Regions from separate parts of the Homo sapiens genome. Here region 1 is linked to region 2. A link is a contact called in ENCODE Hi-C or POLR2A ChIA-PET data. All regions are on one chromosome and are shown on one strand. The core of a region is the stretch at or near the end of the contact, and the rest is flanking DNA. Distances in the headings are between cores, read along the strand shown.

Region 1 (4,367 bases), core at 193-2,692, 200 kb before region 2:
AGTTGGCAATATTGCAAATGAAAAGTGTCAGATAACTAATTTCAGAGAACATTTAAGTGGTGTCTTTTGCATTTTCTCTATTTCTGAACTGACATGTTTATTGCTTTGCCTGCAGTATACGTTCTGAGATGCTAGTTTTAAATATGCCAAATTATTGGATAGGAATTTCCCAATGTAAATAAAGATCTCCTTCCCAACCTCCTTCTTCCAAAATACCTTACCTGTGTGTTTATAAATTGCTCCAAGATCTGTAGTATATGTTTCTCTATTTTGTGAACCCCAGGTGGCATGATATCTTTATGGTGAAATCCAGTGCTTTATTAATAGGCTTTTGGACAAGAACATATCTAATTTCCAGCCATGGTCAACAGATGAAAGTGATCTTGACTCAGCTCTAGCTTTGTAGAAACGAAGCCTTTCTTTTCCCAGTGCATGCTGTAACTGGCACAAACACATAGGAACCTTGGGGAGATGCCTCTTGGCTGGGTTAACTGCCTTTTGTGATGGTGAACTATGATTTACTGTGGCTTCCCTGTAGACAAATCGTAACTATCCAATAAGGTAGGTCATTTTTAAAAAGTCAAGTCACCTCAGACCTGATTATCAAAAAGTACTCTATTACAAATTTTAGATAGTCTATCTGAAGTAAATTATGTAAAATTATTTCCCTTGTGTTAGTAGAGGATTAAAAGGAAGGGTAGGTGAACGGGAAGCATGAAGAACTGACAGGGTCCTCCCCGACCTGGTCTTAGTTCTCATGTTGGGATGCGTGTGTCACCCTGGCCAATCACTAGGTTGGTAGTTCTAGACAACTTGGGTGCCTGAGAATTTCTGCAATATATTTTTCAAGCTCTACTTTTGGAGTGTGAATCTGAGGAGGGCTGAGGCCCTTAATTTCGTGAGACTAATCCTCAAGTAGTTTTTGCCTCTCTTTATCTTTGGGAGAACACAAGCAGAATACTTTACCTATCCCAGGTCAGAGACTTTTCTGGATCTCTAGAAGAAAAATGGAAGGATTGTACATTGCCCTGTTCCTCAAGAGTGGTGTAGAATGAACTAATTATTTTTGTTGGTTTGTTTATTATTTCTGGGTTTTGTTCCCCCTGCCCCCCAATCCTGGAATTTGGACCAACAGTGGTTGACAAGGAGTGTGCACAATTGATAGCCAAGTGCATAGCACAGTACCTGGCCCATAGCAGGAGCTCAGCAAATCTGTGTTCCTAAGTCTAATTCTAAATTTCTCTTCACAGCAAGTGAGAAACAGATGGTGGTGGTGTGCAAGGAGTCCCCAAAGGAGTATCTCCAGCCTTTCAAGGACAAACTAGAGGAGTTCTTCCAAAAAGGTAGGAAGCTTTGTCAGCCGCACATACACGTGGCCCTGAAACATCCTTCATTCCATGAATCTTTCTCTGAGGCCCACGGCCCCTGGCATCCTGGCTGACCACAGGCAGCTCTGGTGATTTCATTAGCCCATCTTTCCATGGTGGTTACATACTCACGGTAGATAAAGTTGTCCTGTAGCTTTCATATCACCTTTCAAATCCAGTTTAATATTTTAAATTCTTGAATGTTACTCTGGCTTTTGTAAATTCTCTGAGGACAAACTTTTTTGTCTCTTCATGGGGCTCAAGGAATTCCTTAGCCCGTGTTTACTGACAAATGACATACATGTAAGGCAGATGTGGTCATGCATTTCACATTTGTGGTCAACCTGGACAGGTGGATGGTGATCACCCTCCTGGTTTTATGAGTGTAGCAACTTGGAAACTTGTGTTATATTTTCCATTCCTTTTCAGATAGGAAAATTAGGGCCAAGTGAATGTCACCCATCAATCACTTGCTACCTATCAGCCCTCTGGGGGTTAGTCAGTGAAAGTGATGTGCTGGTATGCATGAGACTCCACACTTTCTTTGAAATCTTAACAGATTTCCTTCCTTCACAGTTTTGGCATGAGTAGGGAACTTCTGTTTATCAGGGTTAGTGAACATGGAAGTATCATGTCTTTTAGATAATTCCTATTCTAATTTCTCAAATTTAACTTAAGATGTAAAACAAAAATAAGTGTGGGGTTGTTGCAGGCAGCTTTTTTCCCTGCTGGAAAGCTAGAGGAAACACACATAGGAGCCTTTGGGGGATATCTCAACATGCTTTTTCTATTACTGAGTAAGGCCACTTGTTACCACACCATCAACAAAAGACTGTTAAGCAGGGTGAATGCATAAAGTGTGGCCAAACCAGCTTGAGAATCAGCAGGGAAATTCTCAGTCTATGAGTCAGAGGAACTCCATTCCAGCTGCTGTTCCCTTGGTGCAGAGACCATTGCTCCCTTCTCCATGATGAAAGGTTGTCTGTATTGAAGTAGGAGAAGTCAGATTTCTCTCTCAGCCATTACAGAACCTCATATATGATGGAAGAAATGCTGTCAGACAAAGTACCATCTTGAGAGCAAAGATACCAATACTTGTGTGCTATGTGACTATAGGAGATGGATTTTATAAGTGACTTATCAAAAAATGCATTGCTGTATAATTATACTGTGTAAATATAACCTAAGTAGCCTGAAGAAAACCATGAACTACTTCCCTTTGCTGACCCCAGTTAATAGTATCTGCTTTTTACATATGCAGAATTAACTTGAAATGAGGCTCATTTGTACTTGGATTCCATCTTTATTTTTAATTGCTATTCTATTTCTAGAAAATTTTGCCATGTGCATGTCAGGGTACTATTTACCTGCATGCTGTAATGCTCTTAGAATCCTGCGTCTGCAAAGCAGCCAGCTTATATTGTGAATTTTATTCTTTTTGTTGAAAAGACATAAATATGAATAGATTTAAAACCTTGAGAATCTTCTTTGGTACCTTGGAAAAGCAATTTGCAAATCCCCATTTGGGATAATGTGTTAGCCTCTTCTCTACTAGGGCTCCCAAGACAATTCTGGTCTATTCAGAGAAAGGGAATTTATATGAGGGAAACTGGATCTTATGACAGGGAAGTAAAGGTATGGCCATAGGAAGCTGTTCTAAGAAAGTCCTAAAACAGTGGTTCTCAACTCTCTTGCATACTAGAATCACTTAGGAGATTTTTTAAAATCTTGATACCCGGGCCCAACTCTAGACCCATCATCAGCATCTCTCAGGGTGGGGCCAGGCATCAGATTTTCTTTCTTTTTTCTTTTTTTTTTTTTTTTTTTTTTTTTACTCTCCACGTAATTCCAGTGTGGAACCCAGATAGCCAGTACTCTCTAGCTTAGTTCACCTTTTAATGTGTATTCAAAGATTTATTCTGAGCCTGCTATAGGTTAGGCTCTATGTTAGAGACCAAGAGTACTAAGATTAATTGTATACTCCTACACTCTGTCCCAAGGAATATCTTAATGGGAAAAGATCTATAATTGAATACAACGAGCTCTTTTTTTTGTTTGTTTTTTGTTTTTTTTTTTGAGGTGGAGTTTTACCCTCATTGCCCAGGCTGGAGTGCAGTGGTGCGATCTCGGCTCACTGCAACCTCCACCTCCCGGGTTCAAGCAATTCTTCTGCCTCAGCCTCCCAGGTAGCTGGGATTACAGGCGCCCACCACCACACCCGGCCAATTTTTTGTATTTTTAGTAGACATGGGGTTTCACTATGTTGGCCAGGCTGGTCTCGAACTCCTGACCTCAGGCGATCCACCCGCCTCGGCCTCCCAAAGTGCTGGGATTACAGGCGTGAGCCACTGTGCCCGGCCAATCAGCTCCTGACTTACAGATGAGGTAAAAGTGACAATCAGCTCATCAGCTCCTACTTTACAGATGAGGTAAAAGTAACATTAGGAATAACATCAAATCATGCTTAAGACAAAACCAGCCAAAATATGACACAGATTGAATTTGAAGGAAACATTACCATTCTATTAAAAAAGTTAAGAATATAAAAATATATATACTATTGTAGGAATCTTAAACATTCCCAATACCGTATGGTAGAAAAGTCTACTGTTGAAATAGCTTGTTACAATTATTTCATTACTTAACTCATTTTGTCAAAACAGTCTAGAATTGTGCTGTTCGATGTGGCAAGCACTAGCCACATGTGGCTTTTGAGAAGCTGAAATGTGGCTAATCCAAACTGAGATGTCTTATGAGGGTAAAACACGGGGTTTTGAAAACTCAGCAGAAAAAACATGTCAAATATTTTATTGCTGATTTTTTTTACTGATTGCATGGTAAAGTGATAACATTTTAGATATGTTAAATAAATAAAACGATTAATATTCATTTATAGGTAAGTTAATAAATATGTTAATAACCTGACAAAATATATTAGCTAAATTATATTTCTTCTACTTCTTGAGTGTGGCTACTAGAAAATCTAAATTGTATTAGTGG
Region 2 (4,433 bases), core at 1,777-4,276:
GGTGATCTCCAATTTATACAAAAGCACTCCCCTTCATCTCTCCTCCAACTTGCCTCAAGTCTTCCTCTACTGCTGCTAAATAGCTTAAAGAACTGTAGTTTTAAGTCTACATGTGAAAATGGAAAGAAACAAATCTTAAAGTGGATAGACAAAAATTAGATCTAATAAAGAAGCAATGCATCGTATTAACAAATATTTCAGAGACTAAGAAAAGCAAAAAGCTATATAATAGGAAGAGATGTTCTGTTTCATTGGTCATCAAATAAACACAAATAAAACAATGAAATGCCATTTTTGCCTATCAAATTAAAATACTTTAAAAAGTTAATACTTATAGTTAACAAGTGAGACAAGACACCCACAAACAAGTGAGAGAGAAAGCACAGCCATATAAGTCCAACACTTACAGAAAGCAACCTGACAGTATGTAGGAAATGCAGCCTAAACAATAGGTACAGAGCTTGACCCAATTATTCTTCTTTTCATAGAAATATATACCCCAGAGAATTTATCAAGACTGTACACAAACGTTTATGCACAAATATGTTCATTGAAGCTGTGTTTATGATGGGATAAACTGGAAAAACTCTAAATGGCCATTTGCAAAAATGCTTGAGTAAATTGAGGCATAAACATATAATAGGATATAATGCAGCTACTAAAAATAATTACACTGATTTTAATATAGGGATAGGTTCTTGATATAATATTAAGTATAAAAAGAGATAAAAGATTTACTGTATGATTTTAAAAACTACCTATGTGTGCACAGAAAACAGACTGGAAGAAAACATAGCCAAATGCTGAAAGTGGGTATCTCTAGGTGGTACGATTCTAAACAATCTTTATTTTATTTTCGAAATGATCCACGACAGCTTTTATTATCTTCATAAGAAAAAATACTGAAACATAAGTTATCCATATAGCATCCTTAAAGTTACCCCCAAATTTCCCTCCGAGTGTGTGATGGCAGAAAAAACAAAGCCTCTAGAGCCATGGGTCTCCACAGCGGGTCTGATTTTGACCCTCAGAGGACATTTGACAATGTCTGGAGATGTTTTCTTTCTTCTCTTTTTTTTTGTTGAGACAGAGTTTCGCTCGTTGCCCAGGCTGGAGTGTAATGGTGCAATCTCGGCTCACCGCAACCTCTGCCTCCCGGGTTCAAGTGATTCTCCTGCCTCAGCCTCCCTAGTAGCTGGGATTACAGGCATGCACCACCACAACCGGCTTATTTTGTATTTTTAGTAGAGACAGGGTTTCTCCCTGTTGGTCAGGCTGGTCTCTGAACTCCCAACCTCAGGTGATCCGCCCGCCTCGGCCTCCCAAAGTGCTGGGATTACAGGCATGAGCCACCGCACCTGGCCTGGAGACATTTTCTGTTGTCACAAATGGGGGAAATGCCACTGGCATCTAGTGGGTAGAGGCCAGGGATGCAGCCTCCACCACAGAGAATTATCTGACCCACATCTAAATGGTACCGAGGGTGTAAACCCTGCTCTGACTTGAATCCAGGTTCTATGCCCCTTCTGTTCCATCTTGGCATGTTGCTCACCTGCTCTAAACCTCAACTTTCCCTTGTAAAATAGAATCATCTGCATATGATTTCTGAGGGCAAAATACAATACATAAAGTGTTTGGCACATAGTAGATACAAAATAAATATTTGCTTCCTTCTCCTCCAACACTATTACTCAATTTTGTATTTCCTTTTGTGAGTTATAGCAAACTTTTGCAGTTATAGAAAGAATATATTCTACCCTTTAAATTATATCTCAATTATCCATTCCAAATATAATAGTGGAGTCAGTCAGGTAAGCTTTGCTGTGCTCTTCCCAGATACTAGAGCTTTAATATCAGATTGATACCATGAAAAAATTAAATTACTGGCTGTACAATATTGATTACCAAAAACTCATGAAGGCAAATGTCTTAAGTACTAGGGGTAATCGAGGTGAAAAGCTGATCTCCTTTTGGGGTCTGCCCTGCAGTCAGAAGGGCTGACTCTGGAGAGCACCTGAGAGGGGTGCAGGGCACCAAAGGACAGGAGCAGGGGTATCATGCGTGCATCTCTCATTACTCACCAAAGCTACATGTGAATGACCTAGGCTCATGTAGTCATCTGGGTTAGTTGGATCCTTTTCCTTGGCTGAATGAGCTCTATTAATAGATCTAAGGTAGGCTCACTCTTACTGCTTCTCCATCAGAATAGTGCTGGATACCTGATACCTTTGGGTAGACTGGAGAGAGGCTGATGGTCATTCACACAGTCTCCTTGATGTCCAAACCGAATGAGGGAGGTGATCTGACCTGCCTGGAGCATGGACACATTGAGGCAGTGTCAGAAGATGGCCTGGGTGGGTAGGCAGGCTGCAGGAGGAAGCTCTGTAGGTACTGATAACTCTCTCGTCAGAGTCACGGATCTGGCAAGCTGAGAGCAAGCTGACCACTCCCTGCCTGCAGGTACATCTCGCCTGTCCACAGCCCAGACCCCTAGGCACCAAAACTCTGACTGTAAAAAAAGCCAGAGGTCCTTACCAGGCTCCAGTGTGCTCTATACAGACCTAGTTAAATGATAGACGACTGCCAAAAATTCTATTCACTGACCACACAGGGAAAAAATAATCCTTCCAATATTAGTATTATGTATCATTTACTGTCAGAATAACTGCTCTTTCCTCTCCTTCCTTTGCAAACATTTTCAGACCATAGCACCTGCATTGTTGCCATGTTTTTGCACACTTCAGTGACCAAGGGCTATTCAGAGTCTGGACAAACTCAGCAAATAATTCCTCCCATCATCTGCTGAGGATTTTTTTTTTTTTAAAGGAAAGCAAGCAAGATACAGAGAAGGGACCTGCTGGTTCAATTCAGGAGCCAGGCGTCTTAGGTAGCTCACAGCAAAGGGATTCTTCCCAGCAGGCCCATCCATTCCTGCTGCTCCAGAGGAAAACGTTAGTCACTCACATCTTGTCCAAACCGTGCAGGGCTTGTTGACACAGGCCTGCTGAGCTGTCATACCAGAAAGATGGCATCAGGAAGGTCCCCTGGGCTTCTGCAGGGCAGGCTAGCCTCCTGGCCTGGCTGTTTCCTCAGCCATAACCTCTGTCTCATGCAAAGAAAAACTTGAACAGGCCACTGGGGGAACTGACCAGTAGTGCCAGGAGCCTGCCACAGATCCCTTCTGGCAAGGCCTATTGCTATGGTTATTTTAGGCCCTGGATAAGTATCACTCTGTCTTGGTCAGACCAAAAGCCAGCAGGAAAGTTTTCCTCCTGCCACTCACTGCACTGCCACCCACTGGGCACCTGGGATCGTCTAACTTGCCATGAGAAGTCCGTGTCTGACACTCTGGGAGCTTATAATCAAATATGTCCAAGTGAACAATCACCTGGAAAAGATGGAGCTCCCAGAGGAAAGATCCATTTCACAGATGATCCGGCACATGCTGTGCAGTGCGAGTGCAGGGGCACATTTCTCCTATTATCTCTCTGACAGTTTTTTTGGTTTTTTTTGTTTGTTTTTTTTTGAGACAGAGTCTCGCTCTGTCGCCCAGGCTGGAGTGCAGTGGCGCCATCTCGGCTCACTGCCAGCTCCGCCTCCCAGGTTCTCGCCATTCTCCTGCCTCAGCCTCCCGAGTAGCTGGGACTACAGGTGCCCGCCACCATGCCCAGCTAATTTTTTGTATTTTTAGTAGAGACAGGGTTTCACCGTGTTAGCCAGGATGGTCTCAATCTCCTGACCTCGGGATCCACCCGCCTCGGCCTCCCAAAGTGCTGGGATTACGGGCATAAGCCACCACGCCCGGCCCTCTCTGACAGTTGTTAAGTGCTGAGTGACTGAAGAAATACCTACCTTCATCTCCAGAGATCCCCGTGGTGTTGGTGCCATCTGTGCATGTATTTGACCAATACAAAGGGAAATATCCAACCCACCGTCCCATCCAATGCCACTGCTACTACCCCTGCCACCATCGAGGGTATCGCTAGATTTGGGGCAGCCTATTTATCTGCAAGGACAGAGAAGTGTTACAGAACATTCTGTGGGCAAGGTGCAGAAGGGAGGCTGGAGCTTCTCAGGTGAGCTTAGGGCCCTGAGTAATATAGACCATGTGCCACTGTGCCCAGATGCTCTTTAAGCAGAAAAACTTGGCGACAGCCTTAAATGCATCCAGCCTTCCCTGCCACCCTCCCTTCCCCATAACCACCCTCCACTCAACACATACTGGTTAAAAAGTATGTTTCTTTTCACTTCTTACTGCCTGAAGCTGAATCTTTATCATCTACATCCTACCCGTCCTCAAGGAAGTCTAGCTCAAGTTTGATCTGTGATGTCTTCTCTAGGGGCCAATGCCTTATTCCCCTCCTGAACTCCAGTAGTGACTGCCTGATCCACATATAGGGTTCTCAGCTTCTATCTAGTAGGTTGCAGCTATG

The links. A loop is a pair of places that touch in the nucleus more often than their neighbours do. ChIA-PET counts read pairs that join two places held with the same protein, here RNA polymerase II (POLR2A). Pooled maps may share reads with other maps.
Region 1: a map of endothelial cell of umbilical vein shows a loop between it and region 2 (4-fold over the local background). The contact joins two enhancer-like sites. A Hi-C loop is called at or near these places in 20 of 168 maps with a recorded cell type or tissue (B cell, Caco-2, Calu3 and 16 more), 26 of 37 single-sample maps with no recorded cell type and 19 of 50 pooled maps. POLR2A ChIA-PET finds 5 or more read pairs at or near these places in 5 of 52 experiments (AG04450, BJ, H1 and 2 more).

The regions. Positions count from the first base shown.
Region 1 is chr15:32,853,991-32,858,357 of GRCh38, reverse strand. It overlaps FMN1 (formin 1), which reads left to right. Exons shown (of 21, transcript NM_001277313.2): 17 at 1,251-1,343. Among named protein-coding and RNA genes, the nearest start is that of GREM1-AS1, 140 kb to the right of the region's middle. RefSeq lists an enhancer at 680-1,578. Within about 2 kb of position 1,442, at least 4 of the 41 ENCODE cell types and tissues checked have a DNase peak (open chromatin) inside an H3K27ac peak, as active enhancers do; they include IMR-90 and PC-3, where a contact is called at or near this core.
Region 2 is chr15:32,658,269-32,662,701 of GRCh38, reverse strand. The region is part of intron 10 of ARHGAP11A-SCG5 (ARHGAP11A-SCG5 readthrough); the gene reads right to left. All of the region lies in intron 2 of SCG5 (secretogranin V), which reads right to left. Among named protein-coding and RNA genes, the nearest start is that of SCG5-AS1, 13 kb to the left of the region's middle. Within about 2 kb of position 3,026, at least 7 of the 41 ENCODE cell types and tissues checked have a DNase peak (open chromatin) inside an H3K27ac peak, as active enhancers do; they include IMR-90 and PC-3, where a contact is called at or near this core.